Regions from separate parts of the Homo sapiens genome. Here region 1 is linked to region 2. The links are chromatin loops, found by intact Hi-C in ENCODE. Cell type or tissue: CD4-positive, alpha-beta T cell. All regions are shown on one strand. Each heading gives the region's core, and the rest is flanking DNA. Links, peaks and the distances in the headings are about the cores only. Region 1 holds the start of LOC107986537 (a long non-coding RNA gene). Region 2 holds the start of ZBTB9 (zinc finger and BTB domain containing 9).

What was found. Peaks named below come from ENCODE experiments on the same cell type or tissue, not always from the same donor. Only the 100,000 strongest peaks of a DNase experiment are listed, where the experiment ranks them.
Region 1: a loop joins it to region 2, with 4 times the contacts of the local background. A loop is called at or near these places in 3 of 110 quality-filtered maps.

The regions. Positions count from the first base shown.
Region 1 is chr6:33,529,552-33,537,551 of GRCh38, forward strand. LOC107986537 (a long non-coding RNA gene) reads right to left here and starts at 6,436. Exons shown (of 3, transcript XR_001743876.1): 1 at 6,420-6,436. RefSeq lists an enhancer at 2,364-2,968. In CD4-positive, alpha-beta T cell, for the core only: no CTCF peak of the experiment used is centred there; a DNase peak (open chromatin) is centred at 4,000; H3K4me3 peaks cover 847 bases; H3K27ac peaks cover 616 bases.
Region 2 is chr6:33,448,291-33,459,152 of GRCh38, forward strand. SYNGAP1 (synaptic Ras GTPase activating protein 1) reads left to right here. Exons shown (of 19, transcript NM_006772.3): 19 at 3,470-5,399. The coding sequence ends at 3,616. ZBTB9 (zinc finger and BTB domain containing 9) reads left to right here and starts at 6,286. Exons shown (of 2, transcript NM_152735.4): 1 at 6,286-6,485; 2 at 6,740-9,254. The coding sequence starts at 6,811. The coding sequence ends at 8,232. It overlaps SYNGAP1-AS1 (SYNGAP1 antisense RNA 1), which reads right to left and starts at 6,115. Exons shown (of 3, transcript NR_174954.1): 1 at 5,980-6,115. In CD4-positive, alpha-beta T cell, for the core only: no CTCF peak of the experiment used is centred there; a DNase peak (open chromatin) is centred at 6,191; H3K4me3 peaks cover 2,446 bases; H3K27ac peaks cover 2,065 bases.

The sequences.
Region 1 (8,000 bases), core at 1-8,000, 78 kb after region 2:
ACCCCATCGCTACAAAAATTACAAAACTTAGCTGGGCACGGTGGTGTGTGCCTGTGGTCCCAGCTACTTGGAAGGCTGAGATGAGAGAATCAGTTGAGCCTAGGAGGCCAAGGCTGCAGTGACTCATGATTATGCCACTGTACTCCTGCCTGGGCAACAGAGTGAGACTCTGTCTCAAACAAACAAAACCAAGAGGCAAGGCCAGGTGCGGTGGCTCATGCCTATAATCCCAGCACTTTGGGAGGCCGAGGCGGGCAGATCACGAGGTCAAGAGATCAAGACCATTCTGGCCAACATGGTGTAACCCTGTCTCTACTAAAAATACAAAAATTAGCAGGGCGTGGTGGCACATGCCTGTAATCCCAGCTACTCGGGAGGCTGAGACAGGAGAATCACTTGAATCCAGGAGGCAGAGGTTGCAGCGAGTCAAGGTCGCGCCACTGCACTCCAGCCTGGTGACAGAGCGAGACTCCATTTCAAAAAAAAAAAAAAAAAAAAAGAGGCAAATTCATTATTTGCAGATATCTAATTATACAGAAAATCAACCAGAATTGGGCCAGGCGTGGTGGTTCATGCCTGTAATTCCAGCACTTTGGGAGGCTGAGGCGGGCAGATCACTTGAAATCAGCAGTTCGAGACCAGCCTGGGCAACACCATGAAACCCCATCTCTATTAAAAATCCAAAAATTAGCCAGGTGTGGTGGTGCCTGCCTGTAGTCCCAGCTACTTGGGAGGTGAAGATTGCAGTGAGCTGAGATCACATCACAGTGCTCCAGCCTGGGCAGCAGAGTGAAACTCCATCTCAACCAAAAAAAAAAGAAAGAAAGAAAGAAAGAAAATAGGCTAGGTGCAGTGGCTCACACCTTTGATTCCAGCACTCTGGGAGGCCAAGGTGGGTGGATCACTTGAGGCCAGGAGTTCAAGATCAGCCTGGCCAACATGGTGAAACCCCATCTCTACTAAAAATACAAAAATTAGCCAGGCATGATGGCAGGCACCTGCAATCCCAGCTACTTGGGAGGCTGAGGTGGAAGGATCACTTGAACCTGGGAGGCTGAGGCTGCAGTGAGCTGAGATTGCACCACTGCACTCCAGCCTGAGTGACAGGGTGAGACTCCATCTCAAAAAAATAAAGAAAAATAAAGAAAGAAAATAAACCAGAATCAACAACAATAAAAAAATGATTAGAGATAAATTATTATTGCTAATAAGAGAATTTAGCAAAGTAGCTGGATAAAAAAATCAAGCAATAACATTTATTTCCACATCAGCAAAAAATCAACTAGAAATATAACCCCCCCAAAAAAATATTCTATTCACACTAGCAAAACTAAAAAATATTGGCTGGGCATGGTGGCTCACCCCTGTAATCCCAGCACTTTGGGAGGCTGAGGGGGGTGGATCACCTGAGGTCAGGAGTTGGAGACCAGCCTGACCAACATGGTGAAACCCTGTTTCTACTAAATACAAAAAATTAGCCAGGCCTGATAGTGCATGCATGTAGTCCCAGCTACTTGGGAGGCTGAGGCAGGAGAATCACTTGAACCCAGGAGGTGGAGGTTGCAGTGAGCCAAGATTGCGCCACTGCACTCCAGCCTGGGCAACAGAGTAAGACTTCATCTAGAAAAAGAATAAAAGAAAAGAGAAGCTAGAGACACATATGTGGGAGCTTAATACAGAATAACAGTGGCAGCACAGATCACTGAGACAGGAACGGACTGTTCGGATATAGCGCTGGAAGATTAGCTCACTATCCAGAGGCACATAAAACTGGATCCTACCCAACACCATGTACAAGAGGAAACCAGATGGATTAAAAACTTAAGGGCCGGGCGCGGTGGCTCACGCCTGTAATCCCAGCACTTTGGGAGGCTGGGATCACGACGTCAGGAGATCAAGACCATCCTGGCTAAAACGGTGAAACCCCGTCTCTACTGAAAATACAAAAAATTAGCTGGATGGTGGCACGCGCTTGTAGTCCCAGCTACTCAGGAGGCTGAAGCAGGAGAATCGCTTGAACCCAGGAGGCAGAGGTTGCAGTGAGCTGAGATCGCACCACTGCACTCCAGCCTGGGTGACAGAGCAAGAATCCGTCTCAAGAAAAAAAAAAAAAAACTTAAATGTAAGAGAAAATAAAAAATAATATTTTGGGTTGTGTGGCTCACGCCTGTAATCCCAACACTTTGGGAGGCTAAGGCAGGTGGATCACTTGAGCTCAGGAGTTTGAGACCAGTCTGAGCAACATGGCAAAACCCCATCTCTATAAAAAATGCAAAACTTGGCTGGTTAGGTATAAGTTGACAGACAATAACAAAATTAAAAAAAAAAAAAAAAAAGGCCAGGCACAGTGGTTTGTGCCTGTAATCCCAGCATTTTGGGAGGCCAAGACAGGTGGATCACCTGAGGTCAAGAGTTCAAGCCCAGCCTGGCCAACATGGCGAAACCCCGTCTCTACTACAAATACAAAAAAAATTAGCCGGGCATGGTGGCAGGCGCCTGTAATCCCAGCTACTCAGGAGGCTGAGGTAGGAGAATTGCTAGAACCCTGGGGGCAGAGGTTGCAGTGAGCCGAGATTGCGCCACTGCATTCCAGCCTGGGTGACAGAGCGAGACTTGGTCTCAAAAAAAAAAAAAAAAAAATTAGCCAGGCATGGTGGTGAGAGGTGACAGCGTGCTGGCAGTCCTCAGAGCCCTCGCTTACTCTCGGCACCTCCCCTGCCTGGGCTCCCACTTTGGCGGCATTTGAGGAGCCCTTCAGCCCCCCACTGCACTGTGGGAGCCCCTTTCTGGGCTGGCCAAGGCTGGAGCCCACTCCCTCAGCTTGCAGGGAGGTATGGAGGGAGAGGCGCGAGCATGAACCAGGGCTTCCTGCGGCGCTGCCGGGCCAGCTGAAGTTCCAGGTGGGCGTGGGCTTGGTGGGCCCCGCACTCGGAGCAGCCAGCCAGCCCTGCTGGCCCCGGGCAATGAGGGACTTAGCACCCGGGCCAGTGGCTGCGGAGGGTGTACTGGGTCCCCCAGCAGTGCCGGCCCACCGGCGCTGTGCTCGATTTCTCGCTGGGCCTTAGCTGCCTTCCCGCGGGGCAGGGCTCAGGACCTGCAGCCCGCCATGCCTGAGCCTCCCACCCACTCCATGGGCTCCTGTGCCGCCCGAGCCTCCCGGACGAGCACCACCCCCTGCTCCAGGGCGGCCAGTCCCATTGACCACCCAAGGGCTGAGGAGTGCGAGCGCACGGCGCAGGACTGGCAGGCAGCTCCACCTGCAGCCCCAGTGCGGGATCCACTGGGTGAAGCCAGCTGGGCTCCTGAGTCTGGTGGGGACGTGGAGAGTCTTTATGTCTAGCTCAGGGATTGTAAATACACCAATCACCATCCTGTGTTTAGCTCAAGGTTTGTGAATGCACCAATCCACACTGTATCTAGCTGCATCTGGTGGGGTCTTGGAGAACCTTTATATCTAGCTCAGGGATTGTAAATACACCAATCAGCACCCTGTGTTTAGCTCAAGGTTTGTGAGTGCACCAATCGACACTCTGTATCTAGCTGCTCTGGTGGGGCCTTGGAGAACCCGTGTGTCAAAACTCTGTATCTAACTAATCTGATGGGGATGTGGAGAACCTTTGTATCTAGCTCAGGGATTGTAAACGCACCAATCAGCGCCCTGACAAAACAGGCCGCTCGGCTCTACCAATCAGCAGGATGTGGGTGGGGCCAGATAAGAGGATAAAAGCAGGCTGCCAGAGCCAGCAGTGACAACCTACTCGGGTTTTCTTCAACACTGTGGAAGGTTTCTTTGTTCTTTTGTTCTTTGCAATAAATCTTGCTACTGTTCACTCTTTGGGTCCACGTTGCTTTCATGAGCTGTAACATTGTCTGCGAAGATCTGTAGGTTCACTCTGTAGGTTCACTCCTGAGCCCGGCGAGACCACGAGGTCAGCGGGAGGAAAAACAACTCCAGACGCGCTGCCTTAAGAGCTGTAACACTCACCACGAAAGTCTACAGCTTCACTCCTGAGCCAGCGAGACCACAAACCCACCAGAAGAAAGAAACTCCGACCACATCTGAACATCAGAAGGAACAGACTCCAGACGTGCCACCTTAAGAGCTGTAACACTCACCATGAGGGTCCGCGGCTTCGTTCTTCAAGTCAGTCAGACCAAGAACCCACCAACTCCGGACACAGTGGCATGTGCCTGTAGTCCCACCTATGAAGGAGAATGAGGTGGGGGACTGTTTGAGCCCAGGAGGTTGAAGCTACAGTGAGCCATGATCGTGCCACTGAACTCCAGTCTGGGCAAAACAGTAAGTCTCTATTTTTGTCACCTAAGAGTAAAGAAGTTTTTTTTTGTTTGTTTCTTTGTTTTTTGAGATAGTCTTGCTCTGTTGCCCAGGCTGGAGTGCGGTGGCGTGATCTCGGGTCACTGAAAGCTCTGCCTCCTGGGTTCACACCATTCTCCTGCCTCAGCCTCCCTAGTAGCTGGGACTACAGGCACCCACCACTGCGCCCGGCTAATTTTTTGTGTTTTTTTAGTAGAGATGGGGTTTCATCCTGTTAGCCAGAATAGTCTTGATCTCCTGACCTGGTGATTGGCCCGCCTCGGCCTACCAAGGTGCTGGAATGACAGGCGTGAGCCACCGCGCCCGGCCTAAGAGTAAAGAAGTTCTTAACCAGAAATGCAAAAGTACAGATCCCAAGAAAAAGAAACATAACTGAATTTTATTTTATCAATATTAAGGATTTCTGTTCAATGTAGATATTGTGGACAAGATACTTGATGCTGGGGGGGGAAATGAAATGTTTAAAACTAATAAGGAACAGCTAGGCATGGTGATGCACACCTGTAACCCAGCCACTTGGAAGATTGAGGCAGGAGGATTGCTTGAACCCAGGAGTTCAAAGCTGCAGTGAGCCATGATCGTGCCACTGCACTCCAGCCTGGGTGAGAGAGCAAGACCCAAAAGGCCATATACTGTATGAGTCCATTTATATAAAATGTCTAGAATAGGCAAAATGGTAGAGACAGTAAATTAGTGGTTTCCAGAGTTTCTCTCCTGAGGCAGGAGAATCGCTTGAACCTGGGAGGCAGAGGTTGCAGTGAGCAGAGAGATCTTGCCATTGCACTCCAGCCTGGGCAACAGGCACAAAACTCCGTCTCAAAAAAGAAAAGGGGAGGAGAGGGAGCGGCTGCTAGTGGGTACATGACTTCTTTTGGAGATGATGAAAATGTTCTAAGATTATGATGATGGTTGCACAACTCTGTAAATAAACTTTAAAACCCTACTGAATTGTATATTTTAAAAGGGTGAAGGCCAGGCCCAGTGGCTCACACCTGTAATCCCAGCACTTCCGGAGGCTGAGGCAGGAGGATCGCTTGAGCCCAGGAGTTTGAAACCAGCCTAGGCAACATGGTGAGACTGCCTCTAAAAAAAATAAAACAAATTTTTAGAAAGGGTGAATGTTTTGGTATATGAATTATATCTCAATTAAAAAACTGACAAGAGGTTAATATCTGGAAGCTCTCACCAATTAACCAGACAAGAACAACTCCAATGGGAAAATTGGCAAAGGATATGAACAGGCAATCTACAGTCAAGGAAACCAAAAAAGTTAATCATCATATAGAAATACTCAAAATCATTAGATACTCAAAATGATTAGAGACATGCAAAATTAAAATGAGATCCACTTTATATCTATGAGACTGGCGAGTTAGAAAGTGGGATGGTGCCATACACTGGGGAGAATAGGGGAATGCAGGGCCCTTCCGTGCTCCAGTGGGAAGGGAGAGCTGACTCAATAACTAAAGTAAAATAAGTACCCACAGGCCCACAAGCCCTGTGACCCAGCAAGGCTGCACCCAGGGACAGGGCCTAAGGGCACATGTTGGGTTTTGTAGGGTTTTTTTTTTTTTTTTGAGGCAGGATCTCGCTGTTGCCAAAGCTGGATTGCAGTGGCTCAATCACTGCTCACTGCAGCCTCAATCTCCCTGGGCTGAAGTGATCCCTCCTCTTTAGCCTCCCAAGTAGCTGGGACTACAGGTGTACACCACTACACCCAGCTAATTTTTTTATTATTTATTTTTTGTAGAGATGAGGTCTTACTATGTTGCCTGGGCTGGTCTCAACCTCCCGGGCTCAAATGATCCCCTCGGCTCAGCCTCCCAAAGTGCTGGGATTACAGGCTGGGAACTTTTTTGAATAAGTTGTAGCTGTGGGACAGGGAGTTGGAACGATCTTGGCACCCTGTCTCTTGTCCTGGAAAGAAGATGGGTAAAGGAAGGAGGATGAAGGAGGATATTTGCTGTGAAACACTTTACAGCAGTTAGAAACATGGGAAGGATGAACACAGAGCAACAAGGATTTTTTTTTTTTAAACCACTTTCCCTCAAATTCTGTGGGATGGTTCTTTAAGATGCAGTACCTGGGCAGGTGCAGCAGCTCATGCCTGTAATCCAGCAAGTTGGGAGGCTGAGGCAGGAGGATCACTTGGGGCCAGGAGTTCAAGACCAGCTTGAGCAACAGAGGTAGACTTCTATCTCTAAAATAAAATTAAAAAAAAATTTTTTTTTAAATACAGTACTGAGTGAAAAAGATAAATGAGATTTATTTATTTATTTTTCAGAGACAAGGTGCCATTCTGTTGCCCAGGCTGGAGTGCAGTGGCTCAATCCTAGCTCACCTTAACCTCCAACTCCTGGGCTCAAGCCGTCCTTCAGCCTTAGCCTCCTGAGTAGCTGGGACTACAGGCGTGCCACTATGCCTGGCTAGTTTGTAAAATATTTTGTAGAGATGAAGTCTTGCTATGTTGCCAAGGTTTGCCTTGAACTTCTGGCCTCAAGTGATCTGCCTGCCTCCGCTTCCCAAAGTGTTGGGATTACAGCATAAGCCACTGCAACCAACATACTTAATATTTAAGAAAACTGTAGCGTCCTGTTGTGTACGTGTCCTTTTCTTCTTGTCTTCTTACTCTACTCTCCATGCTCTTCATACATAAGTAGAAAATTTTGGCCGGGTGCAGCGGCTCACGCCTGTAATCCCAGCACTTTGGGAGGCCGAGGCAGGCATATTGCCTGAGGTCAGGAGTTTGAGACCAGCCTGGCCAACATGGTGAAACACCGTTTCTACTAAAAATACAGACATTAGCTAGGTGTGGTGGTGGGCGCCTGTAACCCCAGCTACTTGGGAGACTGAGGCAGAAGAATTGCTTGAACTCGGGAGGCAGAGGTTGCAGTGAGCAGAGATCTCGCCATTGCACTCCAGCCTGGGCAACAAGAGCAAAACTCTGTCTCAAAAAAAAAAAAAATTTATGTATTGTTATTTTATTTTTGAGACAGGATCTTGCGAGGTTGCCCAGGCTGGAGTGCAGTGGTGTGATTATAGCTCAGTGCAGCCTCAATGTTCTGGGCTCAGGCAATGCCTTCGCCTCGGCCTCCTGAGTAGCTGGGACTACAGATATGTACCAACACTCCTGGGCTCAAGTGATCCTCCTGCCTCTCCTCCCCATGTGCTGGGATTACAGGCATGAGCCACCTTGCCCAGTCAGAAAATTTATTTAATTAAAAAAGCCACACTATTTAAGCTATCTTGTAAATATAGCTAAGTTAAAATGTCTATGCCACAATCCAAACTGGCAGAACTCACTGAAACTGGAATAAGAGTATGGCTAAGCAGATGCTAGTATATTGATACCACACAGTGAAATCCAACAGTACCCGCCCTCTAGAATTTAAACTCATGAGGGGAGGGATTTTTGTTTTTGTTTTTGTTTTTTGTTCACTGATGATCCCAAGCATCTTAGAACAGTATCTGGCACATATTAGGTGTGCAAGAAAAAAAAAGTCTGCTTAGATCTGCAAAGTCACCTTGATTTAAAAAGAAAGAAAGAAAGAAAAATACACAGGCCAGGTGCAGTGGCTCACGCCTGTAATCACAGGACTTTGGGAGGCCGAGGCGGGCGGATCACGAGGTCAGGAGTTCGAGACCAGCCTGGCCAAGAGACCAG
Region 2 (10,862 bases), core at 2,863-10,862:
TTCAGCTTCCTCTGCGCTCTTGGGCCAGAGGGCTAGAAGCTGCCGTTTTCTGGAATAGAGCACAGGGCAGTATGATCTGTAGTTTCTCCAGGCCCTGGCCGGTACCCTGAAAACTTGGGGACCCATCACCTCTGTTCTCTTGGCTCCCTAATTTTCCTGTCTCCTTGGCAGCTCCTGCATAGCTTCCTCTTCCTGACTCTTCAGATCTTGAAGGCCTTCCATCCTGTAACCTCCCTTTGCCCTCAGTATTTAAGTCCAGCCTCCCTCTGGCCTCCCTCCCACTCTGGCCCTCAGACCTTCCCAGCTGCCTGCTGCCCAGCCTCTCTTCTCACAAGCCAGCTTCTAGGACCTCCCTTCTGCACCCTTACCCCTTGCTTTCCCAAAATTCTGCTCATTTTCCTACCCATACTCCTCTTTGCTCTGACTGCTAGGCTCCCCCCGCCTGCCATCCCCCCACCAAGGCTCCTGACCCCATGACCCCACTCTCTCCCACTGCAGCTCCTCATCAGGTAATTCTCCTGGTTCCGCTTTGGCCACGGGCGGAGGACACAGGGGGAGGTGACTCCGGACCACTGCAGGTTGGTCGTGAAGCCCACTCCCTCCAACACCTCCGGAGCCTCTCCCCTCTCACTGCTGCCCTCCACACCCAGAGAACCTCCACAGACTCCAGCCCTCCGACACCTGCACAGATCCATCTCCCAAGACACCACCCAAAGAGAGCATTTGCTGCTGCTTCCCAGAACTGTCCAACAATACCTTAGCAACACCAAGAGTTGGGCCCTAGATGGGCCCAGCACATTCACAGGTCACACCCACTTCCCTGCAAAACCCACCCCCTCCCAGCCTCCTCCTGACTCTAAGCCCTCCTCTTCCTCTACCTCTCCAGTGTATGTCTGTCACCCCCCATTTCACCAGAGCGTCCTTAGGGGCTGGGGGTGGGTTTGTTAATGGGGTGGAGGCAATGATGGGTTGGAGGATCTTGGCTATAGGGGCTGTGCTGACTGCAGCAGGTAGGTTGGGTTTCCCTCTTCCTTCCCTAATCTTGGTTCTCTACCCTCCTTTCCACTCCTCACCTGATTCTCTCTCTTCCTCCTCCTTATATCTGTGAGGCAGAAGGCATCTGAAGCTCATATTAGCCCCCATTGGGTGGGAATTAGGAGTGGGTAGTTAACTCAGGGAGACTTGAGATACCCTGGAAAAAATGCTATTGAGATGTCCTGACATTAGGCAGGGTGGATGGAACAAGAAGGAGCAAGAAAGGAACCTCAGGCAGATGTTAGGACATGGACTTGATCATGTGGCCTGGGAGTTTAGAAATGGGGAGAGACATCCTCCTAGATCAGATCGTGGGCTCAGTAGGCATGTTGATTCCCAGGGAGAGGTGCCAGGAACAGCATGGTAAAGAATGTACTCTTCACAGCTCACATCCCCAGGTTGCTGATGCCACTCACTCCCCCTCTCCTGCCATCGAGTGGCCTTGCCGGACACATCACCCTACCTAAAAAGCCAGTAAATGAGAACCTGTCAGCTATAGCCATCATTTCTGAGATGCGATTTTCTTTGGGATTGAGCTGCAGTGGGCAGTGGCTCCTTACACTGTAATTTTAATTCTCTGCCTGCCCAGCCTCTCTGTCAAAGTAGCTGGTGATCTATAAAGATGCTAAAAGGCACCAGGGGACTTTGCCATTTAAAGGACTCCTGCAGTGAATTCTTTTGTAAAATGAATAATGGCACCCTAATTTATCCACTTTCTAAATTTGGGTCCATGGGGGTGTCCAGGGCATGCTTATGTGCTGTCACCAGCAGACAAACAGAGGGAATGGAATCTGGGGGTTCCTTCCCTGCTCTCCCGCCATACTCAGGATACCCTACCATAAGTGATTTCCTCTCACTGACTTGCAGAAAATGTGTGAGATACCCAGCAAGCTAAGAAGGCAGTTTTGCTGGGTATCTCATACCCAAGGCTGGGGTTTGGGTGATCTGAGAGGTTAGCTCCTTGATCCTAGGATGGAAGGGAGAGCTTATATAGAAGCTTTTACTTGGAAGGTTTTGTATCCTAAGGTCAGACATAGCTATATTACCAAGCCTAAATGCCATGTGGCCCAGGAAATAATTTGGACATTTGTTCTAAACCACTTGTGGTAGGTATTGGTCTCTCTGCAACTCAGCCATTAATTAGAAATTAGTTTTGAGCCTGAATTTTAAAAAGCCAAGTGTTGCCCCCAGCCCACACACACACACACGGACATGTACAGTACAAACCCCAGATAATTACAACAGCCAAAGAGAGAAGGAAGTGAATTTCCCAACCAGAAGCGTAGGGAAATTCAGATGGCTTTCTTTTCTCCCAGCAGAGGAACAGAAGGCGGAGCTAAGGGCAGGAACCAGGAGTTGGTCAAGGAGCTATAGGAGGTGATGAGAGTAGAACCAGGGGTAGGAGCTGGTCTGGTACCCCTCACCCTCTAATTGGGAGCCCAGGGAGAAGGACTGAAAAGAAGATGGGAGTGGAAAAGAATAAAGCCAGTTTCTGCTTCCCAGGGATGCAGAGATTGGGGCATGCTGTGTCTGCAGAAGCTCCTAGTCATTTCCGCCATAATTGTGAGAGAGAGGGGCAGCCCTCCCACAAGATTTTTCCCTTCCCATATCACTTCCCTGAATCCCCTTCCTTTCCCCCCAGTACAGTTAAACCTCTCTCTAATTTGGAATGTTATATTTGAGAAGATGGCCACTGTGAATAAGTGACAAACGGAATGACAGTGTCTATTTAATGAAATGCATGTCTTCAAAATATATACAGAACTCGATGAACAAGGCTTTTTCCACTCCTCAGGGAGCATGCATTAATGAATAGATAGGATTCAAAAGTCTGTTTTCTGGTATGGGTTAAATATCCCCTCCTACAGACATATTTCCACCACTAATTTGCTTAGTACACCTTTTCTTCACAGATAAAGGAAAATGCAAGCTCAGTTTTTCTTCAGATTATGAAGAAATTCCAAATCCACAGGGGTTTGGATTAATGAGGTTTTGCTGTACTGCCTCCCCTTATTCCTCAACATGAAGTTCCCACCTCGGATTGGGGATGGGTGGGAGGGGGTTTCAAGAGGAGGAGGGTGGGATGGGCAAGGAATATACACAGGTGAAGCCAGAGAAGGGTTAGGTTGGGGGTGCGGTGGGAACTTGCTGTTTTGATCTGGTTTCCTGGTGTGACACTCTGGGTTAAAGGCTTGAAGGCCCCTGTTAGGAGTCTAGGGGTGAGATTCTCTTCTCTCTGATCCCAGAGGACGTTAACTTCTACTGCAGGTGAGAAACAAAATAGGAGGATGGTGGGGACTGTCCTGGGAGGAGGGGGTGGTCCATGGCTTGTGGTGTGGGCTGGCTATAGGGGAGGCCACTGCTAGGGGACTGGCATCCAGGCCCCCTTGAAGCGTCTCAATAAGTCCGCGCTCTCCTTTTTGGTGTCTTGCAGGAGAGGCAGCTTCCCCCCTTGGGTCCAACAAACCCGCGTGTGACGCTGGCCCCACCGTGGAATGGCCTGGCCCCCCCAGCCCCACCACCCCCACCCCGGCTGCAGATTACGGAGAACGGCGAGTTCCGAAACACCGCAGACCACTAGCCCACCCAGCATCAGAGACCTTCTCTTCCTTTCCTGTGCACCCCACCCTGTAACAGCACCAACCACCAGGATTGGACATCACCGAGGAACAGCGGGATTGCCTCCCCGAATGCCTCCCTGGGAGGCACACTGATTGCCCACCCCCACCACTGCACCATTTCCAGGAGGGAGAGTGGGGACCCTCAGCCGCCCCCTTTTCCTTCCCATTGGGGTGCTGCCCTCTCTTTGACCCCCAGGGACCCTTGCCCCAGGACACCGCCTACCCCGTACAGACCCCTTCACTCCGGGGTGCTATCCCCATCCTCTGCCTCATCGTTCCCCTGAGCACTGGGGGACAGACCCTCACCCCCACCCTGGGGGTGTGGCACCTCCAAACTTTCAACTTCAGGGTGATTTTTTTAGCAGTAACCAGAGCTGACAATCTAACTCCCCTCCACCGCCCCATTTTGGCCTCCCCTGCCCCCCTTGTTATGGGGAGGGGACCCCGGGTGAGGGGGCCCTATTACCCCTTGATTTCTCAGGAGCGTCTGGGGGGGCTCAGCACGCACAAACTCCTTCTCCTTCTACCACTCTTAAATTTACTCCCTCCCCACCCAGAACCCAGATGGGGTGGAGGGGGCCACCGGGGCAGGGAGGGGGCGGCAAGGGGGGAATGGGAGTTGTCTCCCCTTCTCCCCACACCTGATCTGCTCTCGGCTGGTCCCAGAGCGGGGTGAGGGGGCTTATGCCCCCCCCTCCCCCAGTGTGTTGGGTGGGGTGGAATTGAGGTTAGGGTGAGGGGTCAGGGTTTAGGAGGGTGTGTATGTTGGGAGGACAGGCTAGTTGATCTGTCCTACTCTGACACACAGTCCCCTCTGCCCCTTCCTTCTCTCTTCTTGGTCTCTACTCCCAGGGGGAGGGGGGAACTTACTCTAGGAAAAGCCATGTCTCTCTCCCCCAGGGTGGGGGGACCTGTGTTGGAGGAGGGGTGTTGGGGGGCCCCCTTCCATGACTCTGTCCCCTGGGGGAGGTAGGACAGGGCTGGGCTTCCCTCTCATCCTCCCCCTCCCAATCTCCTTCCACCTCCCTCCCTCCCGCCAGCTCCACGATTTTTCGGTGTTTCTCTGTACATAGTTTTCTGGCGGGATAGGGGAGGTAGGATGGATGGGGTTTGGGGTGGGTAGGCCATGGGAGGGGAGAAGCCCCTCCTTGGCACCCCCTCTTCCCTGACTGCTGTCCCCTACCCAGCCTTGCCCCCTTCATCCTTTTGCGTTTGGTATTGAGACTCTCCTAGACTCTACTCCTCTTTCTTTTGTATGGACAGTTCCCCTTCAGTCCCATCCCCCTACACATACACCCAGCCGGGGCCAAATTTATACTTATATAAAAGTTGTAAATATGTGAAATTTTATCCCTGTGCCCTTTCCCCACCTCAGGCCCTACCCCTGGACCCTCCCCAACCTTCCTTCTCTCTTCTTTGGCTGTTGTAATTATCTGGGGTTTGTACTGTACATATCCGGGGTGTGTGTGTGTGGGCTGGGGGCAACCCTTCTGTACAGAGCTTCCTGGCCCCCTCCCCCCCCGCCCCTCTGCTTCCCTCCCCACCCACCACCTCAAGGGTAGGGAGTTGCTCTTCCTACCTGTTTTATTTTGTTTTCTCGTTCTCCCTCCCCACCCCACTCCCAGCCTTATCTATCCCCCCTCACTGTCCCCTTTTCTCCACTCCCAGCCCCATTTCCTTTTTTTCTGGAGTGTGTGGTGAAACAGAAAAAAACATGTTTAATAAACGGAGATTGTTCTTTTATCGCTGTGCCGACTTTCTTAGGCAGGGCTCTCCAGACCTGTACGGTGGTAAGATCTGCTTTCTGAAAGGAAGCTGACAGCCTGAGAGGAAAACCGTATATCCCCACCTGATGCCACACTCTCCTCATAGAATGTCACTCTCCCCTCCCAATGAGATTTTTTATATTTTAGAGCAGGAGTTTTGCACCGGCCAAACTTCTCCAATCTAACTCTCCCCTCACCACTGTGTCACTTAGTCCGAGGCCAGGAACAGCGGCGTTATCTGATAAAAGAGTTCATGTATATATCCACATTTATCTCTTTTAAAAATTACCTAGAAATAAGGTTTCTTTAATTGCTGGTTAAAATGCTCCCGTGCAGAAAACAGGAAAGAACCTGCCTGGTTCCTTAGCAAATCTGAGTTCCAGTCCCAGGTCCACTACTATTAGCTGAGTGACGCTTCCAGCCCGTTTCCCCCGCCTGGAAACTGAGGACGGCAACCCCCACCCTCGCAGGGCCGGTGGGAAGACACAAAGTGATGTGGGCAAGTGCCAGGCCCACATGGTAAGTACCCAACTAATCTCGCCCCTCTCAGGACCTACCGGGGGCGGGTGCTACACTTAATCACCGGGAAACGCAGCTTTCCGGGGCGGCTGACGGCCCACCCCCTCCGACCGGGCTGTTCTCTCCCGGGCCCTGCCTCTCGGTCCTCTGCAGCGGGGAGGACTTCAGCAGCTCCCCGGGACGCCCGTTGCGAGGACACCCTGGGCCTGTGCCCTCCTACTAGCACCGCCCTCCTCGTCTGCAGTAGCCAATCAACACGAGGCTTGTAGGCTGCCGTTCCTCGATTGGCTACGGCTCTAGCTCCGCCCGCCGCACTTGGCGACGGTGTCCGGCGGGGAGGCGGCGGCTTCCGGTCTGGGACGGAGCTGTAGCGGCACTGTAACTGCGAGGGCAGCGCCGCGTGTGTAACGGCGGGGGCGTGTCGGCGGGAAGGACAATCGGGCCGGGACTCGCGGTGTCCGGGTGACCGCGGCTTCCCGGGAGCAGACCTCTGTGGGCACTGTGAGGCGGAACGGAGCGGCGGGGCAGGAGCTGTTCTGGGCAGGTGAAGGCAGGCTGGTGGCTGAAGGACCTCCTTCTTATCTTCCACAGGGGCTGGAAGTTAAAACCCCTGTTGGTGTTTAGTGGTGGTGGTTGTTGTTGTTGTTTGTTTTTGCTTTCTTGGTGTGCGGGACTGATTTGCAGAAACCGCCACTGACTTAAAAGTTTCCAGTTATTGCTCGTGGGGAGGGGGTTGTTTGAGAAGATGTGGCTCCCTTTATCCAGGGCTTCTGTGACCTCCATCTTTTTCCTCTGCAGCCTTCATCCCGCGTGGAGTCTACCCCCAAGCCCTTCTCCTCTTCCCAATTCTTGTCACCTTCGAGGAGGCCATGGAAACCCCAACACCTTTGCCGCCTGTACCCGCCTCCCCGACCTGCAACCCAGCCCCACGGACAATCCAGATCGAGTTCCCACAGCATAGCTCGTCTCTGCTGGAATCTCTGAACCGCCACAGGCTAGAGGGAAAGTTCTGTGATGTGTCCCTCCTGGTGCAGGGCCGGGAACTTAGGGCTCATAAAGCAGTGTTAGCTGCTGCCTCTCCTTACTTCCATGACAAGCTGCTTCTGGGGGATGCGCCTCGTCTCACTCTACCGAGTGTCATTGAAGCCGATGCCTTCGAGGGGCTGCTCCAGCTCATTTATTCAGGGCGTCTCCGCCTGCCACTGGATGCTCTTCCTGCTCATCTCCTTGTGGCCAGTGGCCTTCAAATGTGGCAGGTAGTAGATCAGTGCTCAGAAATTCTTAGAGAATTAGAAACTTCAGGTGGTGGAATTTCAGCCCGTGGAGGAAACTCCTACCATGCCCTTCTTTCCACTACATCCTCTACAGGAGGCTGGTGCATTCGCTCTTCGCCTTTCCAGACCCCAGTACAGTCCTCTGCTTCTACTGAAAGCCCTGCTTCCACTGAGAGCCCTGTGGGAGGGGAGGGAAGTGAACTGGGAGAAGTGCTGCAAATTCAGGTGGAAGAAGAAGAGGAGGAGGAGGAAGATGATGATGATGAGGACCAGGGGTCAGCCACACTCTCTCAGACTCCTCAGCCCCAGAGAGTATCAGGGGTTTTTCCCCGTCCTCATGGACCCCACCCACTGCCCATGACTGCTACTCCCCGAAAGCTTCCAGAGGGTGAGAGTGCACCACTTGAGCTTCCTGCCCCTCCTGCACTGCCCCCCAAAATCTTCTACATTAAGCAGGAACCCTTCGAGCCTAAGGAGGAGATATCAGGAAGCGGAACTCAGCCTGGAGGAGCAAAGGAGGAAACCAAAGTGTTTTCTGGAGGGGACACTGAAGGGAATGGGGAGCTAGGGTTCTTGTTGCCTTCAGGGCCAGGGCCAACATCTGGGGGAGGGGGTCCATCCTGGAAACCAGTGGATCTTCATGGGAATGAAATCCTGTCAGGGGGTGGAGGACCTGGGGGAGCAGGCCAGGCCGTGCATGGGCCTGTGAAGCTAGGGGGGACACCCCCTGCAGATGGAAAACGCTTTGGTTGCCTGTGTGGGAAGCGGTTTGCAGTGAAGCCAAAGCGTGACCGGCACATCATGCTGACCTTCAGCCTTCGGCCTTTTGGCTGTGGCATCTGCAACAAGCGCTTCAAGCTGAAGCACCATCTGACAGAGCACATGAAGACCCATGCTGGAGCCCTGCATGCCTGTCCCCACTGTGGCCGTCGGTTCCGAGTCCATGCCTGTTTTCTCCGCCACCGGGACCTATGCAAGGGCCAGGGCTGGGCCACTGCCCACTGGACTTACAAGTGACTGCTGAGGCTATACACTAGCTTCTAGAACAAGATAACCACTGCTGCTGATGGATACTTTTCCCTCACTGCCATGGCACACCAGTCATGGATCTTGTAATCATGCCAAGAGAATAGATACATTATGGACCTCTTGTTCTTAGATATGGGCCTCTCAGCCTGGCAGATGTGGAAACTCAAATTTCTCGTCCCACTCCAGGTTTTGGCTAGCCAACCCTGCAGGAAAGTGGTTTATAGGCCATTCATACTTAAGTTGATCACTTGCCCATGGTGGACATTTTTGTGGTGGTGATGTCCATTAAGGAAACCAGATTTTCAATTATTTAGTGAGAGAAGAGTTAGAGCAAAAGACAGTGGTAAATGTTTTATTCCGTCTCCATGAGGAATTGAAGGAGTTGGTCTCCACCTAGAGATACATTTGATTTACAGCTTAAGTAATTCAGAGGCTAAGCTCTAAGCTTTTTTCTCTCATTGCTGGAATGATTTAAGCAGAAGTCCTTTTGTGTACTTTTAAAATTGTATCTTTCCAGGAGCCCCTCAGATTGTACCTTGCTTTCTCACCAATAGACACCTTCCCGACACTTTTTTAATGTTGTAGCTGAGCACTTTAACAAGTTGAGCATTCCATGTTTCATTCTTAGAACCTTCTTTAATAGAGGGTCTTCCCTCAACAGCCTGTGCCTCTGGTCTACCTTTGACCACCACTGATAACTAATATATTGGTCACAATGACTGGAATGTGACTAGTGATCTCAGGAGATGGCACTGTCCTAAAGTGCTGTCAGGGTGGCACCACTGCTCTCTGAACAACTTACCTTGGTCAGAGGGACTCAGGTTTGGGACAGCACAAGCTGAAGGCTGGAGAGTAACTTGCATAGTAGGACCATACCTCTTCCTTTCCCATCCCACCCACATATGATAGACAGCCCCTCTGTTGAGATATGGAGGGGACAGATACTGGAATCGGGGGTGGGACTTGCAGTTACTTAAAATTTTTTAATAAACTGTGCCCTGAAACCTAAACTGACAGTGGACTGGATTGAGTAATTTGTGTGGGAGAGAATGTGAGAATGGAGCTGCAGAGCCTTGGGTGTGTTCCTTAGGTGGCTAGGTTATGTTGATGGGGAAGGAATGGGATGGTATCACACCCATTCCTTGGATGGTGCCAAGAACACTCTTCTGGACTTAGGCCCTGACCTGCTACTTAATAACCTTCAGTAGGTTGCCTTACTGTTTTGTTTTGTTTTGTTTTTTTGAGATAGAGTGTCACTCTGTTGCCCAGGCTGGAGTGCAGTGGCACAATCGCATGCTCACTGCAACCTCTGCCTCCCGGGTCCAAGTGATTCTCCTGCCTCAGCCTCCTGAGTAGCTGGGGTTATCAGGCATCCGCCACCATGCCTGGCTAAGTTTTTTGTATTTTTAGTAGAGACGGGGTTTCACCGTGTTAGCCAGGATGGTCTGGATCTCCTGACCTCATGATCCGCCTGCCTCAGCCTTCCAAAGTGCTGGGATTACAGGCATGAGCCACTGCACCTGGCCTGCCTTACGTTTTAAAATCTGAACTAGTACTTTTTTTGGTAGAGTGGTGTGGAACACCTAACTGGTTCTGTTTTCCTTTTTAAAAGAGGTTGGTTCACTTATCTTTTTATTATTATTTATTTATTTTTTGAGACGGAGTCTTGCTCTGTCGCCTAGGCTGGTGTACAGTGACGTGATCTTGGCTCACTGCAACCTTCACCTCCTGGGTTCAAGCGATTCTCCTGCCTAAGCCTCCCAAGTAGCTGGGACTACAGGTGTGTGCCACCACGCCTGGCTAATTTTGTATTTTTAGGAGAGATGGGGTTTTAGCATGTTGGCCAGTCTGGTCTTGAACTCCTGACCTCAGGTGATCCACCCACCTGGGCCTCCCAAAGTGCTGGGATTACAGGCCTGAGCCACTGCACCCAGTCTATTATTATTTTAGAGACAAGGTCTCACTATGTTGCCCAGGCTGGTCTCGAACTCCCAAGCTCAAGTGATACTTCTGCCTCAGCCGCCCAAAGTGCTGGGATTCCAGGCATGAGCCACCGCACCTGGCTGGTTCACATGATCTTTATAATATTCCCCAACTTCCTGTGTTCTCTGTGTTTGGTTGGTTGTTCTACAAACATTCAGTGCAAAGCACTATGCTAGACCCTGATTAATACACTGCCCTTAAAGGGTTCACAGGTATTACCAAAGATAGACAAGCCATTACAACGTGATAGGATAAGTTGATGATAGTGGGCAGTACAAACCACTTGAATGGCACAAAGAAAGCTAAGTAAAGACCTTCTCTAGGTCAGCAGAGGTTTCACAAACACAGCTTCCATGTGCCACAGTGTGGTCATGGGTGTGGGTGGCTGAACTGACACGGAGATGGTAAACAGAGGAGTCGAACTGAGAAGTATAGGGCCAGGGGTGATAGCCTTCCCCAAAGTTTGTTTCTGAAAGTTATGAGGTATGGCACTCAGAAGGGTCTGAAAAATGTGACTGTGGCTAAGAAGGTAAATTCTAGCTGGGATTTGACAGTGTCTCAAAAGAGCCATGCCATGATCCCATCCCCATGATAAGGACTGTGAACTTATTGGGAAAGGGGATGAAGAGGGGTCA